Linked DNA regions of Mus musculus: all the other regions are linked to region 3. The links are chromatin loops, found by intact Hi-C in ENCODE. Cell type or tissue: heart. All regions are shown on one strand. Links, peaks and the distances in the headings refer to the core of each region. The heading gives the core; the rest is flanking DNA.

Region 1 (10,388 bases), core at 755-8,754, 340 kb after region 3:
TTAAGACTAACAGAAACAAAACCAGAAATTATGATCAACTCTATCTTGGTCAGTGATCCCTAATATTTGGGGCAAACGAGGAGTAAATGTTTCTACTAATAAGTAAGGAAATTGGAACATTTATTAGATCTCTTCTTAGACATATAAAGACTTTATTAGAAGTACCAACAAGTACTGGAGAGATGGCTCAGGGTTAGGAGCACTGATTGCTCTTGCAGAGGATGGTTTCCCAGCATCCACACAGTGGCTCACAACCTTCTGTGCCTCCAGCTCCAGGGGACCTGATGCATCTTTTGGCTTCCTTCGGCACTATATGAATGTAGTACACTTACATACATGCAAGTAAAACACTTATACACATAAAAAATCTGTTAAAAAACAGTAACAAGAAGTCCTGTAAAACACTATCAATCTGAAGCACACGGGGGGCCATGGTTTCTGGTACAGACTGCTCACTTGTCATTAGTAGACAGGACCTTGAGGAAGCAGGCACGACAGTTTTCAGGAGATATACCTGGAAAGAGTACAGTCTTCCTTCAAAGGGAACCTGCCCCTTTGTAAATGCATCTGTTAATATTCTAAAGCTGGCTAAGGATTTAACAAGAACACTTAGCATCCCTGGTAAAGCTCACACTGCAATACTCCCAGGCATTACAGCAGTACTTTCATGTCAAGGAAAGCAAGCATGTGGGGGCAGCAGGTTCCATTTTATCTTTCACTCTCCCGACCCAAGTCTCCTTCTCCTTTCTGGAACAAGCCTTCAGGGACTGAGTTTTCTTCTGAAGGGCTGGTAGAACTGAGAGAAAAGCGATTGGCAATGTCAGGGAGGGCCGGATCTGCAGCTCTGCAAACTGGGCAGCCCTCCACAGCGGAACACAATGGCATCATGGTCACCACCCAGCTGAGCTCTGGGGAATACAGAGACCATTCATTGTCTGTCCTCAACCACCAAAGGAGGGAGGAAAAAACCCACGACAGCATTGAGGTCATTCACTAACCACCGCTGAGGCCTACAGACAAGACAGAGCCTCCCAGTCTTGAATGATATATTTTCCCATACGGCCTTTCTAAGGCAAAAAAGAAAAAAGGGGGGGGGAAGCACATTTGTTCTACAGTGGCACTGCTTGCTCTGAGAGAGATATTTTTAAATGCACAACTATAAACGAAGAACAACAGTTGGAAATTCTGTCATTTTTTCCCCCAGATAAAAAAAATTCCACCTATGATAATGCTTTGTTGAAAGGCAGTGGTATCTCATATTTATTCTTTTCATTGCATATTTGTATACCATTTCTTTTTTTCTTGAATATTTATAATCTTATAATTATAGGATGTAGGACGTGTCATCGCAACCAGAAAGTAAAATAGAACCACAAGTCCTCCTCAGAACGATAATGTATATTCTATAACACCAATTTCCTTTCTGCTTCATCTTCCTTTATACAATTTTGAAAATTAAATACATGAAAGGTCATTTGCTTTTACTTTTGCAAAGGAAGATATTCAAAAGAAATTATTATATTATTAGTCTTTGTGTCTACAGCCTGGAGGGTCAATTTTTTTTTTTCTGTTGAGGGCCCCATTGATTTGGCTTTGAGCCAGACTGACAGTCTGGGGGTGCAATGAAGACCATGAGAACACACTGCCTGCTACAAAGCAGTATGCTGAGGACTAAAACGAAGTAAATGAAGGTGCCTTGAGTAACACAAGTTCACGTGTGATAGTAAGAAATCTTCCTGAACATGCAATGCCAGCCCATTAGAGATGCCTGTCAATTGTATAAATACCAGTAGTTCACTCAATGAGAAAAATGATAAAAACAGGGACTTCTGACACTCTTGTTTCCTACCCTCCTACTCTTGCTGTCCCCATGCCACCACCCCTAGCTGGCTGTTGTACTTGGTTGAACGTATCAGGCTTGACACTCTCATGGATTTTTTTTTCCTATGGCTTTGTATGGTCCCTACTTAGTCATGTAGACATCAAAGATGGCATGAGTCCAAATGGCCTACTTCCACCAGAGAACGAGTCCAAGCTCCACTTTTAAAACAAGAACATTGGTTTATTGTGTGCATGTGTCAGGTTTGGTGACAAGTGCCTTTACCCACTGGGCTACCTTGCCAGCTCCCCAAACTCCATCTTCAGCTGGACACAGGGCCTGCTTACAAGCATATAGCAGCCGACTGTGTTTCCATCTCTAACAGCCACCTTCAGAGCTGAAGATGGAGGGAGACAAGTAAGTATTATTTAACCCCGTTCACTTTCTCAAGCCGAGGCTCCAGTTTATGCTTGCCTGGGTGTTGCATTAAGTGCTGTTCCAAGGCAGGCATGGGGCGGGGTGGGAGGAGACTGAAAGGGTATAGTTAACAATTCTTGCCACCTCCCCTGCCCAAATCACATACCACTCATGGAAAGGCACTGTTTAATTTATCAGCAAGGGTGATAAAGATTTGTGAATGGTTTACTTTGCAATCCTGCAGAATCCTTTATGTGGCTAGTGTCGATCAGAAATCAACTAGAAGCCCAAGAAAGAGCAAGATACTCTGACTCAGAAACACCACAGGTAACGGGGAGAACTGAAAAAAACCAGGACAACAGAGGATGACGACAGTGATAATCTGGTTCAAAAGAAGAAACAGATGGTGTTCGTCTCATTTCAGGCATGTGTTTCATACAGCATATCTGAGTGTGACCATAAAAAAGTCAGGGCCAAACACAGCACACACTCAATTGCTGGCACAGCAGCAAAAATCTTGAGTAATTTGGGTAGTTAAGACCACTTTTATCTTTCCAGTGAATTATTTTAAATTACTTTCTATAAACATATTTCTGATAATTCTATGCTAAATTCTTTTCTGCATACTGTACTTGCTCCGGGCACTTATTTGGAGGGATAGATGCTATACTTTATTCCTTTTAGAGGTCCCATTTTTCTTCCACCAGAGAAAATAACAGGTATAATCTCCTGCCTTTGGGGGCTACTGGAATTGTTGAGATTGTCTGTTATATCCTGATAATATTCTCTCCTACCCGTGCTCCCCCAAATTATTAAGGGGCAGTAACTAAAAACAACAATCAGTAAGAAGTTCCAAATGTCTAAATATATTAATATATTTCCAGTTCATCTGGCCTTAAATGTTACAGTCTGCATCTGATTGTCCAAGTGCTTTATGAGTGGATTTCCCAACATAAAGAAGTAATTCTGAGAGTTCTATAGTGTGCTTGAGAACTCTTATCTAACCTCTAGCTATGTTTAATTTCCTGCCATCCTTCTTATCTTAACTTCTCCTTAAACGCTGGACTTGAAGAAACACCAATAAGCCTCTGCCATCTGTAAAACAGTTTCACGATGGAAACGCCTGCCTCTCTGCAACTTGGGTTGATTTTTCCCCCCAGCCCAGCAGTCAACAGAAGGGATCATACACTTTACTGTGAACTTGCACGTGTTAGATTTACCCAAAGCATATACACATGGTTTCTCTTTCCACTGCCATCCCAAAGACACTGTTATCTTGACGAATCATGCTAGCATAAATTGTACTTTCAAACAGTATCACAATCTCACAATTCATAGAGGCTTTGTGTCTGTAACTTTTAGTCTTAAGATTTTGAGTAATGTTCTGGCTTTTAGTTAAAAAACAACAACAAAACAAAAACCAACAAACAACCCCCCCCAAGCAAATAAAAACCCCAACAACAGTGGAGTCCAGAGCCTAATTTGTGCAACGAGTTTGTAACAATCATTTCAGAAAAAAAAAGGGAAAATGGTTCAGAACTCTGGCTACCCACAGCAACTGTCAAATGTTCTTAAGATAACATCAACTAAGAATTCTGACCTACAGAACTCAAAAGTTGCAAGGGGGGCGGGGGAGAAACTCAGGTTTTTGTTGTTTTGTTTTTGTAAATGAGCCAGTAGCTTAGACATCTCTGCAGAAACGTGTCCTGACAGACTTCCTGCAACATTGTGATCCACAGCACGTTTGAATTACACTGTGAGTTAAAACAAAACAAAACAAACAAAAACCCCAAACCTTCCCATGCTTGAGCCTCACTTCTCAAGATCTGAACTGGAATAGTCTGAGGTGGGGGCCTGGGAACAGAATTCTCAGCAGGCACCCAAGGATTAGGAAGCACATAGGGCTTGAGAGCATAAATTAGAACTAGTTTTAACAGTCTGTCAGGGGTTGGGACTCTCACGGGTCTAGGCAACCTCCTCGTGCTGCCGGGTGATGGTAATTAAAGCCACAGCATGAGCGCCAAGCCAGTACTCCAAGCTTCAGGAGTCCGCCACGCTATTCCCTTACTCCCCAAAAGCAACCCATCAGCCCCCGAAGTCACCTCGTGGGCACGCAGCTGGCAGATCTCGGGCGGTGGGCAACAACGGACCTAGCTCTGGTGGTGGGGAGGAGGAAGGGGCGGGAGAAGTGGGGGAGTGACACAAGGAGAGCGGGAGGCTCGGGTTGCCTGGGCAACAAGGAGCTCGCTTCCGGTACGGGGCTTGAAAGACGGAAGTCCCGCCTTATCCGTGACGTAACGTCGTGTCAGTGGCTACACAGAGTCAAGGGCGGCACAGGAAGCGAATTCGTTTGTTTGGGCGGTCCCGGCAGCTAGCTATTGGGCACTAGGGGATCAGAACTGAATTGCACCCTCAGCTTTCGGTTATTATTATTATTATTTCTTCTTTAGCTTTTACTTTCTTTTCACTTTCTTAACTAAAATGGAAGGTGAGAAATTGTTTTGAAAATACAGATTCACTCAGATCTGTGTCAGCTTGACATTTATGAACCTTAATTTGTACCTAGTGTTTCTGTCATTATAATCGTCAGCAGTACATGCCCTTCTAGAGTTGCACAAGAGTCCTTAGTAACCAAAGATGAACTACTAGAAGGCCAAGTGGGCTTATTTGGCAAAATGTGCCATATTTTGCAGGAATTTATTACTAGGAAAACCAGATTTGGACCAGATGCATGGTTATTCCAAAAAGTGAAAATAGGAAACAATTTAAATGCCAAAGGCTAAGATAATTAGGCAATGTCAGTAGTGGGACATTATTACCTTATCATTCCTGTAATATTGGTGAATCAAAGTAGTATAAAAGAATATTTAGCAAACATATACCAGATGTCTACTATATGCTAAGTATCTGCAGTGTCTTGTAGCTTCAAGGCACACGTGATTTTGAGGTACTTAAATGTGAGAATTTTCGATGTGCTTAACTAAATTCCACAGTACATTTTAAAGAGTTAATATTGAAAAAAAAATACGTGAACTGTCTAGTTGTTGTTGACACTGTCTCACTTTCAGCTGGGTCGAAGGTCATCATCTTGCCCTGGCTGGTTTGAATTCCCAGAGATCCACCGGTCTCTTGACTGTTGGGATTACAGGCACGCGTATCAACAAGCCTGCCTTAACTAACTCACATTTTAAGCAATCTTAACCTGGCAGTGGTGTAGCTTCATTGATAGAATGTTTGTCCAGCATGAATGATGCGCTGGATCATTCCTTTATAACATCTCACATCTGGGCATATTGGCGCATCTGTAATCCTAGAATTCTGGGCATGGAAGCAAGGTTGTTGTGGCTACACAGTGAATCTGAGGTCAACCTGGGATGCATGAAGCTGTTTGAGGAAAAAAAAAATCCTTGCCTTAGGGAAGGAGAATTTACCTTAAATGAAGAGTAAAATGAATTCCATGTACATATTTTAATATTTATGTACATATTTTAATAATATGTACATATTTATTAATCTGTTCAATAGAACATGAAATTATATATGTGGCATAAATTATAATTCTAAAGGAGAGTAATATTTTACTTAGTGAATATACACTGGTAAACACAGTTTTTTTACTTCACAAAATTGACAATTGGTTGGGTAGAGATCATAGACAGTCAATGCAAGTGTAATTATGTTTTTCATTTGTTTGTTTAGAAAGAGTCTCATGTAGCCCGTGCAGAACTCCTATTTCCCAGGTGCGAGAATATTCATTACCATACCTGACATATTGTAGTAAATTTATATGATGAATATATTGCAGAAAGGGACAACACACACACACACACACACACACACACACACACACACACACAGGCAGTTAACTTTAGGCAAGAAACGAGAAAGGGCTGTGTGTGTTTGTAGGACTGTGACTATCTTCTGGGAAGCAGGCAAGTCATTTGGAGCCTGTGGGAAGAAGAGCAGGAAAGAAAAGAGAGTGATATGAGAAAGCGGTCACATACTTGCAGAAAAGGCAGAACATGATGGGCTTATAGAAAATGTATTTCAAATGGAGCAGTTCTGGAAATACCAAGTGTCTGCATGCACATACACAGAGTCTGTGTGTATGTTATATTGCTAGCTAGAATATTACTAGTGCTTTGGCTCCTCTTGTGCAGATCCAGATAAGCCATTCAGAGTGGTGAGAAGTGGGTTTCGTTCTCACAGTTGTGAGTGTGGGAAGCCCAGAGGAATATGGCAACTCCATGGGATGAGAAACTTGCCCTCTACCTGTCTTTTAACTTTACCCATCTTGCCTTCCTGTTTCTGAGAGCTTAGTCCAAGTTGACTTATCATGGCACCTTCCCCCAGCCCCTTCCCCCCTACCCCAGCTCAGTGGGAGGATAAAAGGGAAACCTCTTTGCATGCCTCTTCCTCCCAGATAGAGTTTCGAGACATTAATCATATTTGAGGCTGAATTGTTCTGTGTTCTGAGGGCTGCCCTGCTAAGATAAGATATTGGGAAGCATATCTGTCCTCTACCTACTATGTGCCAGTAGCATCCCTCAAATGTGACACCAAAGGAAACGTCCAGGCATATTGCAAATGTCCCCTGGGGGCAAAGCCACCTTCACTCGAGATGTATTGTCTTAGGACTTGTCCACAATACTGCTCACTGGTGGTTTGAATGTCATGACTCATCCATCATAAGGATAAAGCACTTTTGAAATTTTCTCTTTTAGGTAGCCAAGAGGCCCAATGATAAGTTAGCTGAAGATGAAGTCAAGAAGCTAGCAGATCCACACCTCCATCTCTGATTATGGTGGCTCTCTTCTTGGCTGAGTTTTAGTGGTTGTTTATCTTAATTTAGTTGCATAAAAAGCATAGGTGACGGTTAATAGTGAGCACCTAAGAAGTGAGAAGCCAACCCATGATTGTCTTCCAATCCTTAGTGTGGAAATTAATTCTGTCCACAGAGAGCGATATAAATATATAGATGCTGTGTGATACATTTACTTATGAATAAATGACTGACAAAAAAAGGTGAGAATTCTGTTTAAGAAGCATGGTCATTTTAACTCCTCAGGGTGAAACATTGAGAGGACTTGGAAAAGCTAGGGGGAGGTTGTTTTATTACTTGTGTTCTACCGCCCTCTGGTGGGAATTTGTAATTCGACTATTCCTCATCTAGCATCTTTTGTTCTGGTTTAAACTTCAGATAATGCAAAACTTCCAAGGGTCACCTATGATGAGGAACTTTAAAGCACTTTTTCACACTCGAGACTATTGCATTTGGGACTCTGCACTGTTTCATTGTGAAGGCTGCCCTATGTATTGTAGGGTATTTAGAAACATCCCTGGTGTTCCTAGCACCTCTCATTTGTAGAAAACAGAAATCTTGTCAGATGTCCCCTGTGGCTCAGAATTTCTCCTAGTTGTGGACCACTCCTTTAAACACTCGTGTGAATTTCCTATTTTCACAGCCTGTATAGTTCTGGAGTCTTAGAGCAGGGGTTATGAACTTTTGGTTCATGACTCCGTCAGCAAACTTTTATCTCCAAAAATATTTACATTATAATTTATAACACTAGCAAAATTACAGTTATTAAGTAGCAACAGAAATAATTTTATGGGTGGGTGGAGGCACTGTATGAAAGGTCACAGCACTAGGATGGCCGGGAACCATTGACTTACAGTATCCTGGAAATAGCTTCTATGTTAGTCAGTCCACCAAAGAAATGAGAGGTTCCACTTATAACTGTCCTGCTATAGCAGATATGCCTCCCTTTTCATAGTTTTCAGATCTCACTCACCCCTGCTCATCCCAGCAGTTGGAGGAGAGTTCTATGGAACTGAAGACAAGGTGAGAGAATGTAGTCTTAAGTCCTACAGGCTAAGGCTGTTATGCTACAGAAGAAGTAGAACGGAAAAACCCTAGGCTATGCCCACTCCCCCACCCCCCACTCCATGGGATGTACCAGCATGGATGATCTAGTGGACCATAGGGATCCATAGCTAATCTCATGGGCTCTTTGGACTTCCCTACCCTACTCTAGGACCCATCTATCATGAAGAAAGTTATTGAGAACCAGTACCTTACCAGGGTCAAGTTAAGAGGTGCCAAGCAACCTACCAAAAGTCCAAATTTCTGCCTTCAGAGCTCACCTTTTTTCTGTTCCCTTTCCTCTGATCATCAAATTTGTCGGGGTTCTCTGATCTTTCCAATACATTGATGGATCTTTCAGTCCCTTCTTTTTGTTTTCTCTTCTGTAAAAAGGGTGTCTTTATTTCTCCCTTCCCCTCCCCTCCCTTCCCCTCCCCTCCCCTCCCCTCCCCTCCCTTCCCTTCCCCTCCCCTCCCCTCCCCTCTCCTCTCCTCTCCTCTCACTGCTGTTTCTTTCAGAGCTCACTCTCTGACAGCACAGCAGACCTTTCCTTCTATGCTAGTTATAATCTTCTCTGTAGTGCTTTGCACAAATTGACAGTGCCTTCTTTTGGCAATTAGAACATCCATTCCATATTACAAAAGTAACATGTGCTTAATGCAACAGATAAAGAGAGAGAGAGAGTGGTGTGAAGGGAGGGAGGAAGGAAGGAGCAGGAAGAGACAAAAACTACAACATTAAAAATAAAGATCATTGAAAATAGAGGCAGTTTAAACAGAAAGGAAAATACTAAGATTCACTTGCTCCAGGTGTAGTAGTACATGCCCATGATCTAGTACTAGGGAGGTTAGACATGAGGATTGAGAGTTCGAGGCCAGCCTGACTGTCATAGTGAGAACTTGTGTCACAAAACCAAAACCAAGGCTAACGAGATGGCTCAGTAGGTAAAAGCACTTGCTGTGCCAGCTGGACTATTTTAGTTCAATCCCTGGGACCCACAACTATTGCTTCCTGGAACATTCCTGTCCCCCTTCCTCCTCTCCCCTCTCTCTTACACACAGTTATAAATAAGATAAAACCTGCCTCCTTAGCATGGTAGGCAGCAGATCAGTCTCATAAATAAGATAAAAACATCTAAGAAAACCCCAATCAATCTCAGCAGTCTTTATAGTTGTCATCAATTTTATACTGGTAAATCTACTCATGAATGTAATAATAATCACAAGTATCTCTCTCTCTCTCTCTCTCTCTCTCTCTCCCTCCCTCTCCCTCCCTCCCTCCCTCCCTCTCTCTCTCTCTCTCTCTCTCTCTCTCTCTCTCTCGTATAAACCCTCCCCCCCCTCTCGTATAAAACCAAATGGAGTTTTGTTCCCTAGAAAGCTGATAGAATGGAGTTAAGCGTTCTACATTACATTAGAATGACCTTGGATACCTATGAAAGGTAGAGGGAAAAACAGGATTGGGTAGAGCAGAGATCCTCAATGGTGGCGTGATGACATATTGGGTTGGGTAGTAATGTGTGGTCAAGGCTGTCAGCACACTATAAGGTGCTTGGCAGCATCTTTGGTCTCTATCCTCTAGATGCCAGCAGCAACCCCCCACCCACTTCAAACTCACTCATGTAGCAAGAAGGGTTGAGATTGGATGGGAGCCTAAGTAGACCTAGTGTCAATCTCAGGAGCCTGAACAGCTCCTCTGAGCTGTAGAGGGCAGGACTAAGCTAACAGCCCCCCCCCTTTTTTTTTCTCAGAATGGACCAGTCATCAGATCCAAGCCCCTGGAAAGGGATTCTCTAGAGCCTCTGAATTTATGAAATGAATCTACCCACCTCTCTCTATAAATAGACTTTATTGGAATAACTTACAGGCCACAGTCCAACTAATTGAACAATGGCTAGCTATGAATGAAACATCCAAGAATCTGGTAGTTCCTCAGGCTCATGAGGCTGGAGTTTTCAGTTGGTCTTCTGCATAATCTGGAATCCTGGAGGAGTAGGCTTTAATGCCAGTGAAGGAATGGATATGGTGGCAAAGTAAGGTGGTTAAAAGCACTGGCTGCTTTCCCAGAGGTCCTGAGTTCAATTCCCAGCAATCACATGGTGGATCACAACCATCTGTAATGGGGATCTGGTGTGTCTGAAGACAGCAACAGTGTACTCATATACATGAAATAAACAAATAAATAATAAAAAAGATCCGATCACAGGTGTGCCCTCCATTCTGTATTATAGTTCATTCTAGATAGAGTCAAGTTGATATTTGAGAATAGCCATCATAGGTGTGATGT
Region 2 (10,388 bases), core at 1,301-9,300, 140 kb before region 3:
GGTTCTGAGTCTCCAGCTCTTCTTCCTTCCCATCCAGGATGAGTAGAGCAGGCCAAACGTGTAAAGTGAAGCAGGAAGCTAATCATTGTTGCTAAAGACAGAGGTGTGCATGGGCATGGGAACGGATTTAGAAAAGGAAGCTATGATGGACCAGATGGGTGGGAACTCAAAAAGCAAATCTATAAAATGCCTCGTCAGAGAGCTGGGCAGTGACTGAAGTGGTTACTGCACAAGCATGAGGAACAGAGTTCAAATCCCAACAACTCCTGCAATAGCTGGGAGGGCATCATGGTGAATCCGGAATCCAGCACACTGGAGGTAGAGACACTGGATCAAACTAGCTATTAGAACAACTGCGTAAGTGAGCTCTGGGTTCAAAAACAAGGCTCTACTTCAATACTTAAGGTGGAGAGCAACAAAGGAAAACACAAAACATCAGTTTCTGAATTCCACTGGCATGCACACACACACTCACACACACACACACACACACACACACACACACACACAGGAACACAGCCACACGCCCCACACATACACATGCAACAAAGACAGCTTTATCTGCGTGTCCCAGGGGTGGAAGCAGAGCGGCACCAGACACCCACTGAGTACAGTGCCACATAACTATTAGAACACAGCAAGTCATTTCTGTCACCCAAAATGTTTGATGCCACCAGATGTCATGAGAACAAGCTGACAGTAAAAGATATATTACAGGAAAACACACTGGATGCCTGACTGTAAGCAAAGGAAAACAAACGCACCCTCAATATTGACAACAGAAAGGCAGTAGCGTATCTTTCTTCAAAATAAACATTGCACAAATGTACAGGCATTTACCATGCACACTTGTTGATGAAACTGTCAAGGACACATGGGAGGGGGGGTGCTGAAGATGACAATCAGAAGTGTGTATCTCTCAAGAGACCAGATCTCCCCTCTGTCCTCTCCACTAGGTAGCTCATTTCCAAATGGGCCCTTCTTCCAGCTTCTACTGACCCCAGGGCCCACATCCAGGAAAGGATTTTGAGCTGTTACCAGAGTCATGGGTCATAGAAAGGCTGACGTCAGGAACAAATAAGCTCCAGACCACTTAAGCCCCAAAATGAGAAGGGAAATAATGGTAAAAGGAGGATGTATTAGTTATTGTTTGTTCTTATGACCAAGAAGCAAGAAGGCAGGAATTTATTTTGTTGGGCCATTTGAGGATACAGTCCACAGTGGCACAGAAACCATGGTGGCAGGAGCATGAGACAGTTGGCCACATCATTTCTACATTCAAGAAGGAGAGATAAAGCCTGGTGCTCAGTTGACTTTCTCTGTTTTGTTCAAGCTGAGCCACCAGTCCATGGGCTAGTACCACCCATAGTCCAGGGAGGAACGTCGCAAGCTTTTCTGGAACAACCTCATAGACTCAGCTGGAGGTGTGTTGTGCTGGTAATTCTAAACCCAAGCAAATTGTCAGTAAAGATTAGTCATCACATTAGGAAAGGAATTTTTTTTGGGGGGGGGAGGTTCGAGACAGGGATTCTCTGTGTAGCCCTGGCTGTCCTGGAACTCACTCTGTAGACCAGGCTGGCCTCGAACTCAGAAATCCACCTGCCTCTGCCTCCCAAGTGCTGGGATTAAAGGCGTGCGCCACCACGCCCAGCTAGGAAAGGAATTGAATGACTACAACCAGGTTGGAAAGACAAAGCAGATAAAGCATTTCAGATGCCTTTGGTAATACTGACAGGAACTCCATGTCCTTGGAGAAGGGAGGCAAGAGATAATGCCCAGTCAGATAGAGTCTTGGTCAAACTGTAGTCTGGTTGATTATTGTTATGGTTTAGATACAAAATGTCCCTCCCATAAGATCATGTGTTTAAATGTTTGGTCCCTAGTTAATGGTACTGTTTGAGCGAGGAGAGGGGGTGAGGAACCTTTGGGAGGTAGAGCCTACCTGAAGGAAGTGGGTCTTTGGACTGCAGGCCTTGAGATGTATCATCTGATCCTATCTGCTATCCTTTCCCTGCTTCCTGATCTATCTAGGTATGAGCAAGCAGTCTCATGCCTAAGCCACCACAGCCAAAAGCCACTCACCCCCATGCCTTTCCCACCATGATGGGCTATACCCTCAAACTGTAACCTAAAATAAATCCGTCCTCCCTTAAGTTGCTCTGGTTGGGCATTTGGTCACAGCGATGACAAAAGTAACTGAAACATTGTCTCAGCTCTGGTAACACAAGGTCTTTCTTATCTGCATCAGCGAAGCTGTCCTGCCCGGGTGCCCACAGAAATTGCCACTGTTCCCAGGACAATCTCTGTAAGAGATTTGCCTTGGCCCACGACCCCAAAACCAAATTGTCAGCACAAAGAAGAATTGTCTGCCTCAAGGGGACAGAAGACAGGAAATAAGAAACAAGGACAAGGGAGAAGGGGAAGGGAACAAGGCAGTCGGGGAAAGGATATTTGTCCCAGAGAACAAAGGACTGCCTCTGGATAGAAAGGAAACATGGCTCATCGGAAAATGATCATTTATAAAGGTAAAATGGTAAGCCCCAAATTAGGATGAGGTATTTAATTTTGATTGGGCATGTTAATTATATGAGCCAAAGGGGGCTTTTGATTGGTGGGCTTCAATACTTTGATAGTTGGACCTTGGTAGTTAGCCTCAGGAGGAAGAAGTGGATAAATAAGGGAATAGGCCTTGGTGACTAGCTTTAGGAATATAATCTAATGGTTTTTAGCAAGGCAGGGGGAATAAGAGAGAAGACCAAGGGCTGCCAGAGCCATGCCTGCCACCAGCTGGCCAGAGTCCCTTCAATCTCCATTTGATTCACAGGGTACACGTCAGACCCATGATGCTACAAGAGGTCCCATGTGACTGTTGTTTTTGGTTAAAGAAAGAGAATATCATTATGGGACAATATGCCCACAATCCTCCACTGCCCCATTGTCCCTGGAAGGTATAGGATTAAATGACTAAAAACTTTAGGTGTCCCTCCAGGGGTCTGGAAGAAGATGCTGTTTTGGTGTCTTTAGCTTTGAATAGGGAAGAATATTTAAGTGTATATTCCTTAAATTAACATGCTTCCAGGAAGAGTGGAACCGGGTTGTAAGCCTAAATATAAAGAGTCAGATACAAAATGAAGGAAGAGATGTCAAACTTTGAAAGGACTATGACCACACACCCACATTCCAGTGCTATGGAAGAAGTCCTTGAATTGGCACACATACTTAGAGTTTCACACTGAGCTTGAGAGCTTGTGCCTGACACGGAGTAACCACCAGGTTGGAGGAAACACTGCCACCCTCTCTATGAAGACAAGGATAGCTTCTTCTACACTGCTGCTTTCTCTTTCCACATTCAATGACCATGGAAATCTGATGATCCAATGAAGATTATGGACAAGAAGAGACTAGGAATGTGGCCAGACAGGGCCCTCCTCTAGGACATGATATCTAAAAGATCTTCGGGTAGCCTGTCTCACCTAATTTCCATCAAATTCTGCCTAATCACCAAGATGTTACCAATGAGAACATAAGAAATATGAGAAGTGCCTGAGTGGTCCTTGAGGTGTAGCTCAGACCTCCCTTTAATTTGTAGTCCACTTTTTTGAAACAAAGTCTGTTGTGTCCCCAGGCTGGCCTGGAACTCCCTATACATATAAGGAGGACCCTGCACTTCGGATTCTCCGGCCTCTATTTCCCAGATGCTGGGATCACACCTGTGTACCACACCTGCTTTCTGTGGCACTGGGGTTCACCCAGGGCTTCACACATGATAGCCAGGCACTCCACCAACTCTGCAACATATAGCCCAGGACGTCTAGGTCATTTTCCTCTCAGTTCCTCTCCCCTGAGAGCGAAGAGTGTCACTGAGGCCATTTATAGGCTACAATGTCATTAAGTCACCCACTCCATGCTCTCCCTTCAGAGACTGACTCTTTCCAAAGCCCTGACTTCCAGAATCTGCTGTCATGGAGGGCAGACGTATAGTCCCAAGAGGCCTCATACTCAGAAGCCCCTTGCACTTGGCCAGACGTTCGGAGCTTCCCTCTTGCAATTCTTCATCTGTGTCCAACAGAGTTCCAGAGTTTCCCTTCAGCCCTCTCTTGCAAATGTCTCCTCTGGAGAAACCAAATTAGGGTCCAACACCCTTGCCCAAGCCTGCCTAGTGGCTCCACATAAACAAGGAGAACATATTTTTTTAACATAAATAACAATAGCAAAAGCAGAAAGAACTTAATCTTTAAGAAAAGAGTGAGTGTTCTTTCTAGCACTTTCCAAAATAAAGCAGTCTGCATTTGGTCCAGTAGATGTCACTCTCACCCCATGGCAGGAGGAACATTTTAAGCAGGGCTGCACAGGATTTGGGAGTTTTGAGCCCTTGAGAAGGTTCAGGATGTAAGCATTTTTATTATATAACATTTCTGTCTTCTAAGGCCATCCCAATGAAACTACCACCAAGTCGAACTAGGTGACTGCGTAGTAAACACTAGCTGTAGCATGATAGAAACTCAGATTTAAAAAAGCAACGATAAGTAAGTGCTACTTCTTAAAATAAATTGACACGTCATTTTACATTTTTATTTTTATATTGTTTACTTGGGTGGCCTTGCAGGTGCCATGGAGGGCTTGTGGAAGCCAAAGACACCTTCCAGGAATCAATTCTTACTTTCCACCATATCTGCTCCGGGATCGAACTCAGGTCATTGAGCTTAGCAGCTCTATCTACTGAGCCATCCCACCCCATTGATACATCATTTTAACACTGTCCTGAAGTAGTGGTTATCACAGGGCAGAGTAAATATTAATCTAGCTCATAATGGAAGGGTTTGAATTGATTCTGAATGAAATGGCAAAGGTCAGAAATCAAGCAGAGTCTATGCCTTTCATGCCAAGACTCCTGGAAAAGACAAACCAGGTCTGCGGCTTCCCTCAGATGTGTTTCCTAATTTGCTGGAAGGCCCTGATTGAACATATTGTCCCTGCCCTGTTCATATCACCCCTGCTAGAACAGTCTGTGATGAAGCAAAGATGAATAGCTTGCTAAGAAGCCTGTCACTTGCTGAGATCAAACTCCATTTCTAGATAATAGGACCTGTCTTTCCAATATGAAAGCGTCACCAGTACTAAAGTAACAATTTATCATAGGAAGACGTTCAAGTGGCCTTCAGAGTCTTTCCTTAGTGAGTTACTTTGTATAGTAAAAGATTAGAAAGCATTCTTTCAGCTTTCACAGGAATTCATTAGTCTGACGCTGCCAGATCAGGGGTGCATTAAGTCAATCCATCGAAAAGCAGTAGTGCATTTAAAAACAATGCTAACACCTGGACTTCATTACAGAAAGTGGTCTTGATGAATCCATCATGATCCAACTATCCCCAAGACGATAGCCTGAGAAATTTCTGACCTTAGACAAGATATACAAGGTGTATGAGAAATGGGCACTTAATTTATCCTGTTGTTTTGTTAAAGCCAAACTAATTAATTGTGCTTCCAAAAGGATGCTGGCAGCACAACAGTAATGTCTCAATAAAAGATAGAAGCAAATGAAAGAAAAAAACTACAGACTGTAGGTATCCATTTGTATTCTCACAGAGTAGAGTTGGGGGAAATCTTTAAAAAGCCCCACAAGGTGGGCGGTGGTGGCGCACGTCTTTAATCCCAGCACTTGGGAGGCAGAGGCAGGCGGATTTCTAAGTTCGAGGCCAGCCTGGTCTACAGACTGAGTTCCAGGATAGCCAGGGCTATACAGAGAAACCCTGTCTGGGAAAAAAAATTAAAAAAAAAAAAGCTGCACAATGCCTTCAACTTGGGGTATGGTTACCCCAACCACACTCTAGATCTAACTTACCTTATAGTTGTATTATGGAGATGTTTACATCTCATCGTACCCCAGAATAAGCCCCTATCCTTGCCACATCATTAGAACACATCTACTGCATGCTTATGGAGAGCCTTTTGTTTTCCTGCAGTCTAGCAAGCCATGCTTGATTCCTCTACCGAGTGGAATTTACGTGGCTAGCATTGAATATTTTCTTAATATATTGCAACTCTCTTGCACCACTGTCCTACCAAATGCTTCCTATGAAGTTCCAAATCCAGATCCATGATCTGGCATTGCACTTTGTACCCACTGAAGATTATTCCACCAATTGTATTTGCAGTGAGATGAAATGGCAAACTGGAAAGTGATAGACCGTTTCCTAGGATCAAACTTGGGTTCTTATCTGTGATGGCTTGTATATGTTTGGCCCAGGAAGTAGCACTATTAGAAGGTGTGGCTCTGTTGGAGTGGGTATGAGCTTGTTGGAAGAAGTGTGTCACTGTAGATTGTAGAATTTAAGACCCTCGTTCTAGCTGCCTAGAAGCCAGTATTTTGCTAGCAGCTTTCAGATGAAGATGTAGAACGCTGAGCAGCTCTTGCACCATGCCTGTCTGGACACTGCCATGTTCCTGCCTTGATGATAATGGACTGCACCTCTGAACTTCTAAGCCAGTCCCAATTGAATGTTGTCCTTTATAAGACTTGCACTGGTCATGGTGTCTGTTCCCAGAAGTAAAACTCTAACACATGGTTCTAGGATCAGACTCGGTTCTGATCCTAACTGCTTTCCTCTCTGGGATCTTTCAGGATTATCTATTTTTATCTGCTTCCTCCCAACTGTCATGTTCTTTGGTCTATCCATCTCTTCAAGTCTCCCACTCCAAATGCTCTCCCTTGATCCATAAGCTACAGCCCATCACCACCTCTTCATTTCCCCTTTACTCTGCAAGCGGAGTTAAGGATCCTCTTCTAATCATTCCACTAAAGCTGATCTTAAGAAATCACCACATACCAGGTACCAAAGTTAAATCAGGATCAGGTTAATGACCTAAACAGTCCTATATCCCCTAAAGAAATAGAAGCAGTCATTAATAGGCTCCCAACCAAAAAAAAGCCCAGGACCAGATGGATTTAGTGCAGAGTTCTATCAGACCTTCAAAGAAGATCTAATTTCAGTTCTTCACAAACTATTCCACAAAATAGAAGCAGAATTCATTCTATGAAGCCACAATTACTCTGATACCTAAACCACAGAAAGATGCAACAAACATAGAGAACTTCAGACCAATTTCCCTTATGAATATCGATGCAAAAATACTCAATAAAATTCTCCCTAACCGAATCCAAGAACACATCAAAACAATCATCCATCCTGACCAAGTAGGTTTTATTCCAGGGATGCAGGGATGGTTTAATATATGGAACTCCATCAACGTAATCCATTATATAAGCAAACTCAAAGACAAAAAACATATGATCATCTCCTTAGATGCGGAGAAAGCATTTGACAAAATCCAACACCCATTCATGATAAAAGTGTTGGAAAGATCAGGAATTCAAGGCCCATACCTAAACATGATAAAAGCAATCTACAGCAAACCAGTAGCCAACATCAAAGTAAATGGTGAGAAGCTGGAAGCAATCCCACTAAAATCAGGGACTAGACAAGGCTGTCCACTTTCTTCCTACCTATTCAACATTGTACTTGAAATCCTAGCCAGAGCAATTCGACAACAAAAGGAGATCAAGGGGATACAAATTGGAAAGGAAGAAGTCAAAATATTACTTTTGCAGATGATATGATAGTATATATAAATGACCCTAAAAATTCTACCAGAGAACTCCTAAACCTGATAAACAGCTTCAGTGAAGTAGCTGGATATAAAATTAACTCAAACAAGTCAATGGCCTTTCTCTACACAAAGAATAAACAGGCTGAGAGAGAAATTAGGGAAACAACACCCTTCTCAATAGTCACAAATAATATAAAATATCTTGGTGCGACTCTAACTAAGGAAGTGAAAGATCTATATGATAAAAACTTCAAGTCTCTGAAGAAAGAAATTAAAGAAGATCTCAGAAGATGGAAAGATCTCCCATTCTCATGGATGGGCAGGATCAATATAGTAAAAATGGCTATCTTGCCAAAAGCAATCTACAGATTCAATGCAATCCCCATCAAAATTCCAACTCAATTCTTCAACGAATTAGAAAGGGCAATCTGCAAATTCATCTGGAATAACAAAAAACCTAGGATAGCAAAAACTCTTCTCAAGGATAAAAGAACCTCTGGTGGAATCACCTGCCTGACCTAAAGCTGTACTACAGAGCAATTGTGATAAAAACTGCATGGTACTGGTATAGCAACAGACAAGTAGACAAATGGAATAGAATTGAAGACCCAGAAATGAACCCACACACCTACGGTCACTTGATCTTTGACAAGGGAGCTAAAATCATCCAGTGGAAAAAAGACAGCATTTTCAACAAATGGTGCTGGCACAACTGGCAGTTATCATGTAAAAGAATGTGAATTGATCCATTCCTATCTCCTTGTACTAAGGTCAAATCTAAGTGGATAAAAGAACTCCACATAAAACCAGAGACAGTGAAACTTATAGAGGAGAAAGTGGGGAAAAGTCTTGAGGATATGGGCACAGGGAAAAAATTCCTGAATAGAACAGCAATGGCTTGTGCTGTAAGATGGAGAATCGACAAATGGGACCTCATAAAATTGCAAAGCTTCTGTAAAGCAAAAGACACCATCAATAAGACAAAAAGGACACCAACAGATTGGGAAAGGATCTTTACCTATCCTAAATCAGATATGGGACTAATATCTAATATATATAAAGAACTCAAGAAGGTGGACTCCAGAAAATCATAACCCCATTAAAAAATGGGGCTCAGAGCTAAACAAAAAACTCTCACCTGAGGAAAACCAAATGTCTGAGAAGCACCTGAAAAAATGTTCAGCATCCTTAATCATCAGGGAAATGCAAATGAAAACAACCCTGAAATTCCACCTCACACCAGCCAGAATGGCTAAGATCAAAAATTCAGGTAACAGCAGATGCTGGCGAGGATGTGGAGAAAGAGGAACACTCCTCCATTGTTGGTGGAATTGCAAGCTTGTACAACCACTCGAAATCAGTCTGGCGGTTCCTCAGAAAATTGGACACAGTACTACCAGAGGATCCTGCAATACCTCTCCTGGGTATATATCCAGAAGATGTCCCAACCGGTAAGAAGGACACATGCTCCACTATGTTCATAGCAGCCTTATTTATAATAGCCAGAAGCTGGAAAGAACCCAGATGCCCCCTCAACAGAGGAATGGATACAGAAAATGTGGTACATTTACACAATGGAGTACTACTCAGCTATTAAAAAGAATGAATTTATGAAAGTGAATATTAGCCCAGAAACTTAGAATACCCAAGATACAATTTGCAAAACACATGAAATTCAAGAAGAACGAAGACGAAAGTGCGGATGGACATTTTGCCCCTTCTTAGAATTGGGAACAAAACACCCATGGAAGGAGTTACAGAGACAAAGTTTGGAACTGAGACGAAAGGATGGACCATCTAGAGACTGCCATACCTGGGGATCCATCGCATAATCAGCCTCCAAACGCTGACACCATTGCACACACTAGCAAGATTTTGCTGAAAGGACCCTGATATAGCTGTCTCTTGAGAGGCTATGCTGGGGCCTAGCAAACACAGAAGTGGATGCTCACAGTCAGCTATTGGATGGATCACAGGGCCCTCAATGGAGGAGCTAGAAAAAGCACCCAAGGAGCTAAAGGGGTCTGCAACCCTATAGGTGGAACATCAATATGAACTAACCAGTACCTCCCGGAGCTCGTGTCTCTAGCTGCATATGTATCAGAAGATGACCTAGTCGGCCATCAGTAGAAAGAGAGGCCCATTGGTCTTGCAAACTTTATATGCCTCAGTACAGGGGAATGCCAGGGCCAAGAAGTGGGAGGGGGAGGGGGAAGGTTTGGGGGACTTTTGGGGTAGCATTGGAAATGTAAATGAAGACAATACCTAATTTAAAAAAATAAATAACAAAAATAAATTTAAAATAAAGAAATCACCACAATAGTATGGAATACACAGAACATTTTTGATCCATTTCTTAGTGACTCATTATGTCTATATACTACCATTGGCCTATGCTCCTTATTAATACTCTAGATTACACACAAACACACACACACACACACACACACACACCTTTAAAAATGAGGGGCAGGGGATATTGTGAAGTAGTTAAGAGCCATGTGTTAACTAAACCTCTACTTTTTATAAATTGCCCAGTCTATGGAACTTGGTTATAGCAAATAAAACAGACTAACACACCTGACCATTCTACTCCTGCTCTATTCTTGAAGAGTTCTCTCATCCGTTTGACAAGGAAAAAAAATTGATCTTTTGTGAGCTTCTACAGCACAGGGATATCCACTGCTTCATACATTGCCTACCCTGCCTTTAAAATTAACTGTGTATAAGAGTATTAGGAGCATGTTGGTGCCAAAGAACCACCCAGAAATCTCATTCAA
Region 3 (10,388 bases), core at 1,196-9,195:
AGGCTTCAGCTCCCTCTTGCCGACAGACAGTTTTCAGTCCCTGGCCCACCAGCCAGCCACGATCTGACCTGAGCAGACAATAATTTCCTTCTCCTGGAAGATACACTGTTTCTGTGTCCTTTGACTGTGTATGTCTGAGGTATCTGTTGCAGAAGCTAAACCTAGAATTTTTGCTTCTACAATCTTTGTGTTTTTATGTTTCCTGCTGTTCTGAAACTCTTGAAACTTGAAGGGAACAGTTCTCTTTAAAAAAAAAAAAATCCATTATATTCTCTGAGCTTTATGAACATCCCCAGCTAAACCCAAAGTCTGGTCCTGATGTTTAAGAGGAAATGAATGTCAGTCAGCACCTTAGAACCCCAGAAGAGATGCAATTGCTCTGACTTCATTCCATGGACAACATCTGCAGCTTTTTCCTAAGTAAGCCCCTGGAGAGGCCCTTGGAAGGATTTTTGCCTTCGGTTTCTTGGGAATTTACAGGAAAGGGGCTGTCTAGCTGAGCTCAGGAAATCCATGTTGCTACTCAGAGACCTAATTAGGATTGAAAAGTAGTTTGCACTGCACTAAATGACATTGATCCAAGAGCACTTGATCTCGGAGTACTGAAACAGCTGAAAGGTGCCTTTGAAAACAAAGAGCCCAGGGCTGGAGAGGTGGCTCACTGCTTCAGAGCACTTGCTGCTTTTGCACGGGATCCAGTTTCAATCCCCAGCCATCTGTAACTCCCGCTTTAGAGCATCTATCTGATGCTCTCTTGTGGGGTACCAGGTGTTGTGTCTGGCCAGCAGATCACAGCCTGGGTTTTAGCCTGGAAAGGCATTTTGGAAACCTGGAAGAGAAGAGGGGCTAGGTGGCGAGAGAAAGAAATGCAGCTAAGACAGGCATTCTGATCAAAGCTCAATTTTACTGTTCTGCACGCAGTTATAAAGCAGGGGAAGGGGGCCCGATTCCCGCCAATTAGTCTTGGGGTCCAATAGCAGGGTGACCACGTGCACGGCTCCGAACAGCAAAGTGGCAGGTTCTAGCAGTGGGCGTGGCAGAACGATAGAGCCGGCAAGCTCCACCCCTGAGCAAGCAGGTTTCAGGCTGGGGGAGGGGAGACTACAACCAGGTACTCACGCGATATACAGATGATCAGTCAGGCAAAACACTGAGACACATCAACTAGGAAAGTAAACAAATCTTCAAATAAGAGCACCCGAGACAAGACCCAAAGCCTATGTTTAACTCATCATAGAACTCAGTACTTTAATTGACAGTCAGTGGAACATTGCCCCAACCAATAAAATTCTCAGCAGTTTTCCTGGTGTGTATTTCCAGTTCAGTTATGGAGTCATTCCAGATGTGCTGAGCCAGGACAGTTCCACAGAGCTTGCTGCAGTAACTGACATGTTGTCTACCTGTGCCATATACTACAGTACCCATTTTCCACAGTAGCTGATAACTTGGCATTGAGGCAGTGTAACTGAGGAACTGGGTTTTAAATCTTATCTAAACAAAAATAGCTGTAGATGCCCAGTGCAGCGACGAAGGCAGGTCTACACGGGTAACTCTAACTTGCCTCTTAGGTGATACACTGTGTTTTAGAGTTTTTAGATTTCTTTCTTCCTTCACACCCTCTGGTGTCTGGGTCATATCTGGTTTTTTTTTTTTTTTTCAGAATTTTGACTAATGTTTTTCTTTTTTTTTTTCTAATTCTCCTCTGTACAGTAGGGTAGGCAGCTTTTCAAATAGCTTTTACTATTTAGACTAATTCATTCCGGGAAATGTTTAATAGTTTTGGTAGGACTGTTCGGTTTGGGGTATTGATGCACCGCTGAGGATTGAACCTAGGGCATATTTCATGCTCGCACAAACAGTCTAGAGCTCAGCTACACCTTCATCCGGGTACAGTTATTTGCTTTTATAGACTTTTTTGTTTATTTATTTTACGTATTTTTGTTTATTTATTTTTATTTTATGTATATGAGTATCTTGCCTGCATGTATACATGGATGTATACCATGGACATGCCTATGGCCAACAGAGGGTAGAAGGGGACATCAATCCCTGAGTTTCACACAGTTGTGAGCCACCCTATGGGTGCTGAGAGTCAAAGCCCAGATCCTCGGAAAGAGAAACAAGTGCCCTTAACACTGAGCCAGCTCTTCAATCCCTTGTGAAAAATATTATATATTTCAAGAATTGTGCATTACAAATCTCACCAAGGATTTAGTCCCGCTAGGTGACTGCTTAAGGACAATGATGTTTCAAAGCCCTTCATTTACCCCCCCCACCATGCTCCCCTATGCTCCCAGGGGGTCAGGACTGAACTCAAGGCCTAGCGCACCCTAAGTGAGCACTCTCCACTCAGCTGAGTGCTGTATATTGGTATTTGCATATTCCTGAAGGTGGCCAGAGTAACTCAGAAAATGAACCTAAAAGTAACAGAGGACCAGGAAGAAAGAAAGAAAGAAAGAAAGAAAGAAAGAAAGAAAGAGAGAGAGAGAGAGAGAGAGAGAGACCACTAAGGCATATGACATTAAATAGGAGACTACTGACTGCCAGTATACTTGGAGTTCCTACACAGTGAACTGCAGCCTAATCTTGGATGTAAAGAAAGTGCAACTCCAATGGGCAAGCATAACAGCTAAGTCTTAGCCAATCACAGTATTCCAAGTGAGCAGACTGTGTACCCAGAGCCCCATTTGGAGCAGCATCTAGCCAAGCCATTTCTTCGTGATTGTGCTTTCTTTCCATGCGACCAATATTGCCTTGAGAATGCTCTCGGTTTTTCTTCTCTGGTCCTGGGCAGCACTGCCTAATTCACAAATATCAGTCTTTGCTCAAATGAATTCTACTAAAAGTAAGCTATCAAAAATTATCGGGTTTTTTTTTTTTTTTTTTTTTTGTACTAAGCAAAGATTCTTTGTAATTCAAGCCGGGCTCTTCTAGGCCTTGTGTGCGCACATCTTCAGAGGCCAGCTGTAGCAGAGTCCTGATACTTATCATTTACTCAGAGCTTCTCATTCTCACTACACAATCTCGCTCAGCATCTGCTCCAGTTCTCCACTCTGTACCACCCACTTACACCTACACCCCTACTGTCAGATCTGCAGCCAAAATCCCATTGGGTTAGAGCCTAGCTTGGTTTCTGTTGCTGGGATAAACACAGTGGTCAAATACAACTCAGGGAGGAAAGGATTTATTTCATCTGACAGGCTACAGTCCATAATTGAAGGAACTCAGGGCAGGAACTGGAAGCAGGAACCATGGAGGAATGCTACTTACTGCCTTGCTCCCAAGTACACATCAACTACCCTTTTGTATACAGCCCAGGCCTAAGTACTAAGGATAATATGGCCTTCCCACAGAGGGCTGAGCCCGCCTACATTAATTAGAAATAGAGAAAAATGCCACACAGATGTGTACAATTTTTCAATTGAGACTCCTTCTTTCCAGGTGTGTCAAGTTGACAAGCAAGACCTTGCAGTTTTGTAAATCAATTATTTCCGAGAACTTCAACACCAAATGGTGTTACTTTCAGAGTGATAAACCATAGCAAAAAACAAAAAAAAAAAAAAACAAAAAAAAACCAAAAACTTCTAGACTGGGCCTAGTGATACACACCCATAGTATCAGCACTTGGAGAGCAAGAAGATTATCCTAGTTTGAGGACAGCCTGGACTACATAGTTGTAGACCAGGCTAGACTACAGTGTGAGAATCTTGTGTTTAAACCAAACCAAACCCAAACCAAGATTGCTTTGTAATCATACCCTAATACTAACCGTTCAAAACAGAAAAATAATCAGGCATCCCTTATCCTGATCAGTGTGAGTTCCTTGTCCTCCCTCTGCTGAGGTAAAATCTCTTACATTCATGACCAGATCACCCTGCTGTATCCCTGCTATGAACAGATCCAGTACACAACACTGAGGGGTTGCTTCCTTAAATCTTTTCCTGAATTGTTTTGGCATTGGAGGTCAAAGGAGTCTGCCACATTTTCTAGTTCAATTATCACTGTGGTTTTAATCCTTGAAGGCAGACCATGTTCACACATACACTCAGGTTTCTTGTAACTAATTACTGAATGGTTACTACTTCCTTTCATTCTTGTGATGCATGTTATATGCTTGTTGGACTAATTACTGTTAGGCATGACAGTAATTATGGCTTGCCTTTTTGCTGCCTGGTTTGTTAGTTGAGAGAGTCTTACTATGTAACCCTAGCTGGTCAGAAACTTATGGACCTTCTCCCATCTCTGCCTCTGGAGCGCTAGTATTATATGCCACCAGGTTTAGCCATTTTTATATTGATTTAAAAAAAAAAACCCAACCATTTATTATTACAGACCATCACTGTTAGCCATTTATATTTTATTTGATTGTTCTTATGGAGGGTTTTACATTTGTTTATTTTTATTTATTTAGGAAGGCGAGTACCGGGTCCAGCCTGTTTAGTTTTGCCCCAGGCTGTCCTCGAACTCGGGATCCTCCGGTCTCTGTACTTTAGTCTTCAGCCTTTGCCTACTGGGGTCCATCACCACAGCCAGCCTGTTTTTATTTTTGTCCCATCTGTTTTACTGGTTTGACGGAAACTAAAAAGAGTAAGCGCATCAACAAACGTTGCCACTGAAACGCAGCAGCCGGGTTAGTTTCACTTCGGGCCTTAGCTCCTCTCTCAAGGGACCACTCTGCGAGGCCCGCGGCCGCTCTGCGCAGGCGCCAAGTCCAAAGCACCTTAGCGTCCAATCCCACGCCCACGTTGGCTCGCCGGAACCTTAGGACTGGTGCAGGCTCTGTCGTCCGGCCCCAAGAAACGGAAGTTCCCTCCAGGAGGAGGCGGCACCGCCCACTGGAGGGCGGCGCCTGCGCTTCTGGGCGGGCGGTGCTGCGGCCGCTAGGGCAGTGACCGAGCATCTCCGATGGCGGCGTTCCGCCATTTCCGTTACCTCGGCCCCCGCGGAAGGGCTAACTCCCGGGTCCAGTGGAAGGCAATCCCGGCTCGCAGGGGCGCTCTGGTGCTCCCCGTGCCCAGGCTGCTCGAAGGTTGATTTCCTCCTCCCTTTAGGTGCTGTCATTGGAGCGGGCCGGAAGGCGCGCCGCCATGGCTGTACGGCCTCAGGGCCGTCCCCCGGGGTGGATTTCTGCAGGCTTTGTTTAGTAGTCAACCCCACCCACAGGAATCTCTCTGGGCGGGCCGGTTCCTCTCCCTGTCCCTTCCCCCGGGATCCTAACGTGGCTGCCTAAAAACAACGCCCCGCCAGCGTCTCGTGTCCTAGCCCCCCAGCCCCCCATGGCCCGTCCATTCCCTTCTGAGCCAGGGCCTTGAAGCTTGACCGATAAGTTTAGCCTGGAGCTAGAAAATTTCTCTTTTTTTCCCCTCCTGGATGTTGAGAGAGATTTAAAGACTGCTGGTCTGTTCCCTAAGCCTCTGGAAAATTTCACAGTAACTTTCCTGTGCTTTTTCTTCACGTTTGGACGATTTTAGTGCAGATGTGTGTATGCCCTTCCTATAATTGCATATTCCCAGGCGTCTGCATGCATTCAGGCAACACATGGTAGGGCCGACTCTTGCTGTCACTATAAAAGGTTTTGTATGTGCACACACATTGTACACACACACACATATACATACTCATACACACACTGGTAAATGGTAAAATGTACACTCATATATGAACTACAACTGCCATGAAATGTGTCTGATCTGGATTGGAGTGTGTTCGAGTGTAAAGCACAGCAGACTTTTGTTTTTGAGAATTAACACAAAAAGGAATTAAAATACCCTTTTATCAGATTTTGAAAGGACAGTATTGGGGCGAAGCTTAGGTGTAGCTCAGTAGTAGAGCACATACTTTAATCTGCCTAAGGCCCTGGGTATGAACTCTGCCACTGCATTTTAAAGGAAAAATATTTTAGCTAAGTAAAACTAGAATTAATTCCAACAAATTTTAACATACTATCACACATTTAAAAAATATCTTTGTGGCTTGAAATCTTTATATGAGATAGCATTGCTCTACAAAGGGTGCTTTCAAACAGTACCCTGTGGCCAAACACAGACTGCCCACATTCTCTTTTGAAATACAGTCTCTTGTAGCCCTGGCTGGCCTCTTTCTGACCACACTGGCTTTATGAGGTGTGCATAGAGGGGGGTGGGCTTGAGGAGGGTGCAAACTCAGTGCCCTGTGCATGTTAGGTAAGTGCTCCACGAACTGAGCCTCATCTTCAGACCCCCTCCCTCAACACACACACTTTAAAAAATAATTTGTGCTAATCAACTTAGATGTCTTCCTTAATTACTGTCCTCCCCCCTCCCTTTTTTGAGACAGGGTCTGACACTGAACCTGAAGCTCACCAGTTCAGCTAGACTGCCTGGCCAGTGAACTCCAAAGACTGACCTGTCTCTCCCTTCCCGTTGCTGGAATTACAGGTGTGCACCATAAGCCTGGCTTTTTATGTAGATGCTGGGGATCAAGACTCAGGTCCTCATTGCACAGCAAGCAGTTTACCACCTGAGCCATCTTCCCAGTTCCAGCCTGCCTTATTAGGTTTAATTGTATATAGATGTGTGGGTATATGCATGTGAGTGCCAGTCCTACAGGAGGCCAAAGGCATCAGGTTTTCCTAAAGCTGGGTTATAAGCACTTGTGAACTACCCAGTATAGGGTGGGAACTAAAGGGGATGTAGGGGAAGGAGGCAGGAGGGAGGATAGCCCAAGCCCGGCCAGCGTTCCTCCTATGCTCTGGGCAGGCAGACGCCGTAAGGCTGCCAGAAGCTTTCCACTCAGCCCGGGTGGGCATTTAAGCCACTGACCCCACTTGACAGGGGGTGGGGTGGGGTGGACAAGGGGCAGCCCCTGAAACCAGGGCCCCCAGGACAACACCCTGTTGCCCCGGCGTTATGGGAGCAAGGGCTGAAGGAAGAGAGGTAAGGGCTGAAGGAAGAGAGGTTCCCACACAGGTGAGAGTAAGTGTAGGGGGCCTTGATGAGCAGAGACAGTCTATGGTTTTAGAGCTTTATTGTAGAAAGGCAGGGGGAAAGAGAAAAGAAAGGCTAGAGAATAAGAGTAAGAGAGTGAGAGGAGAGGAGAGAAGAGTAAGGGGAGTAAGAGGAAGAGAGCGAGGTGGAGCCAAACAGCTCCTCTTATGGTTTGCTGTAATCTTTACTATTGCTAGGTAACTGGGAGGAGTTTAGCCTGAAGGTCAGAAGCTTGGGACATTGTCTACATGACTACTAGCCATGCTTCTCCTGTGGGGGTTGAGGGGAAAGTAACTTCGACAGGAGCCAGGGTCCAGGAGACACGAGGGAACGCCTTCCATCCCATGTAGGTGGGAATTACCACCACTGGGTCCCGGGGTTCAACATCTAGCCTCAACTGGAAACCAGGCTGTCTGTGCATAGCCCAGTGCCCCACAGTGTAGGTGCTGGAAACTGAACCTGGCTCCTCTAAGATAGCAGTACACAACTGCTTAACCATCACTCCAGCCCCATTCAGTATTTGCTATCTGTTTGTTCTGCTGCAAAAGTAATAGAGTTAAATAGTCCCTGCACCAGAAGTCTAAAGTATTTCCTATCTGTCCTTTTACAGAAAGTATTTGCTGGCCTCCTGTCCTGGAAAAATAGCTGGTATGTAGATATTAAATCTTTTTTAATGTTTTTTTTTTTAAGACAAAGTCTCACTATAAAGCTCATGTTGTCTAGACTTGACAAACATCCTGCCTTAGCCTCCAGAGTGCTAGGATATATGTGTCAGTATACTTAGAAAGATTTATTCATTTTTAAGTTACAGTTAATATATTTGTGGTGTGTGAATGCACATGTCGAAGTCAGAGGAGAACTTGTCAGTTCTCTTACTCTAGTACCTTCTAGGGACTGATCTCATGGTGTCAGGCTTGGAGGGCAAGAGCCTTTACCCACTGAGCCAGTTTGCCAGCCCCTGGCAATTTTTAAAATATTTTTATTATAAATTCACATAATTGTCAGCCACTTATAAAGACTGAGTGATTCATTAAACTATCTCTTTTGATTCACATATTAATCCAGGATGGCAGAGTCACCTTTTTTTAATTTTCTTTTTTATTAGATATTTTCTTTATATATATTTCAAATGCTATCCCGAAAGTTCCCTATACTCTCCCTTCACCCTGCTCCCCTACCCACCCACTCCTGCTTCTTGGCCCTGGTGTTCCCCTGTATAAAGTTTGCAATGCCAAGGGGCCTCTCTTCCCAATGTTAGCCAACTAGGCCATCTTCTGCTACATATGCAGCTAGAGATACGAGCTCTGGGGGCACTGGTTAGTTCATATTGTTGTTCCAAATATAGGGTTGCAGACCCCTTCAGCTCCTTGGGTACTTTCTCTAGCTCCTCCATTGGGGGCCCTGTGTTCCATCTTATAGATGACTGTGAGCATTCACTTCTGTATTTGCCAGGCACTGACAAAGGAGACAGCTATATCAGGGTCCTTTCAGCAAAATTATGCTGGCATATGGGTTTGGTGGTTGATTATAGGATGGATACCCGGGTGGGGTAGTCTCTGGATGGTCCATCCTTTCGTCTTAGCTCCAAACTTTGTCTCTGTAACTCCTTTCATGAGAGTCAGGCATTTTGAAGATGATGAAGTAGAGGCACAGGATGATCACCAACTTGTCTAGTATTCCCTCATTTTGAGGAACTATAGTTTCGTTTTCTTTTCTTTTTTTTTTCTTTCTTTCTTTCTTTCTTTCTTTCTTTTTTTTTTTTTTTTTTGAGACAGGGTTTCTCTGTGTATCCCTGGCTGTCCTGGAGCTCACTTTGTAGACCAGGCTGGCCTCGAACTCAGAAATCCGCCTGACTCTGCCTCCCGAGTGCTGGGATTAAAGGTGTGTGCTACCACTGCCTGGCTGGAACTATAGTTTCTTGAATATCCATATCCAAAAAACTGCTCAGACCTACTTGATTAGCCCACAATGGACACCATTGGGTTTTTTGATCTAGGATTTTTAAAATTTTTTGTTAGCATACAGAATAAATACTAAGGAGTTTCATTTGTTTGGTTTGGTTTTTTTGTTTTGTTTTGTTTTTTTTTGTGAGGGGTGGTTCTTGAGACAAGGTTTCTCTCTGTAACCCTGGCTGTGCTGGAACTCTATCTGTAGACCAGGCTGGCCTCAAATTCACAGAGATCCACCTACCTCTGCCTCCCGAGTGCTGCAATTAAAGGTGTGAGGCACTGGTTCACCATGGGCTCATCCTTACTCAGCTCAGCATCATAGGTTTTGTTTGTAGCTATCATTATGCTTTATTCTAATTTATCTCCCATACCCACTGTCCTTTCCATGTTTCCTTCCCCTCTGATGGATTCCTTTCCATGCTCTAGTTAATGCACCCTTCTGCTTTCATGTCGCATGTATTCGTTACCCTCTCCCCCACCCTCTTCTCGTTATCATTGTTCTATTTTTATGGTAGAAGAGTTCTGAATGACTAAAAAAAGAACTAGAATTGAGGTGGATTTTGTTTTCCAGGACTTTCCAGGATACAGTGAGTGAGTACAAGCAAGTTGCTGTAGAGTGACAAGAACCTCACAAGCTAAAAGAAGAGAAAGCATTTTGGACATTGCGTAACAGAAGAGAATATCTACTAAGGTGCTTGTCAGGTATGTGCAAGGGAACAAAATAAGTATTATTATTTTGTGATAAATATAGAAAAAGATGTTTTTAAATACGGTGTCTTAGGGTTTTACTGCTATGAACAGACACCATGACTGAGGCAAGTCTTATAAAAAACAACATTTAATTAGGGCTGGCTTACAGGTTCAGAGGTTCAGTCCATTATAATCAAGGCATGATGGAGCATGGAGCATGGCAGTATCCAGGCAGGCATGGTGAAGGCAGAGCTGAGAGTTCTATGTCTTCGTCCAAAGGCTGCTAATGGAAGGCTGACTTAGGGTGAGAGTATTAAGCCGACACCCACAGTGACATACCTACTCCAACCAGGTCACACCTATTTTAACAAGGCCACACCTCCAAATGGTGCCACTCCCTGATCCAAGAATATACAAACTATCACATATGGTAAACATGAAAACACTGTAGTTACTTGATGTTTCTCCCAGACTTTCTCAGTTGCTTTATGAAGTTCATATCCCAGGCTTACTGTGCAACTTGAGGTAACCTGAGCAGAAATAGCACCATACACTTGCTCAGTAAACATTCATTGCCTCCCACTGTTAAGAGAGATATATTACAGACTATCAGGAATTGTTTATATCACAACATTTACTGCATTACAATCACAGTTGTAGAGGTTTTCATTTGAATTGTATACAAAAGTATTTTTAATAGTTTCTTATGTAATAGGACTTATTTAACAAAGTCTGAAGTTAGAGAGGTTCTGTGTATCTAGTCCATCAGCAGGACTGCCGCTCT

Evidence for each region. A loop is a pair of places that touch in the nucleus more often than their neighbours do. Peaks named below come from ENCODE experiments on the same cell type or tissue, not always from the same donor. Only the 100,000 strongest peaks of a DNase experiment are listed, where the experiment ranks them.
Region 1: a loop joins it to region 3, with 4 times the contacts of the local background. A loop is called at or near these places in 4 of 42 quality-filtered maps.
Region 2: it touches region 3 in a loop (3-fold over the local background); 4 of 42 quality-filtered maps call a loop at or near these places.

Annotation. Positions count from the first base shown.
Region 1 is chrX:166,164,501-166,174,888 of GRCm38, reverse strand. It overlaps Gemin8 (gem nuclear organelle associated protein 8), which reads right to left and starts at 4,435. Exons shown (of 4, transcript NM_146238.4): 1 at 4,339-4,435. In heart, for the core only: CTCF peaks have their summits at 4,629 and 7,361 (motif pointing left); a DNase peak (open chromatin) is centred at 4,498; H3K4me3 peaks cover 1,401 bases; H3K27ac peaks cover 749 bases.
Region 2 is chrX:166,646,534-166,656,921 of GRCm38, reverse strand. No RefSeq gene overlaps it. Among named protein-coding and RNA genes, the nearest start is that of Gm1720, 10 kb to the left of the region's middle. In heart, for the core only: a CTCF peak has its summit at 4,301 (motif pointing right); no DNase peak of the experiment used is centred there.
Region 3 is chrX:166,504,934-166,515,321 of GRCm38, reverse strand. Tceanc (transcription elongation factor A (SII) N-terminal and central domain containing) reads left to right here and starts at 4,844. Exons shown (of 5, transcript NM_001007577.2): 1 at 4,844-5,029; 2 at 6,316-6,416; 3 at 7,576-7,613; 4 at 9,486-9,616. In heart, for the core only: a CTCF peak has its summit at 4,890; DNase peaks (open chromatin) are centred at 4,791 and 5,131; H3K4me3 peaks cover 1,474 bases; H3K27ac peaks cover 1,944 bases.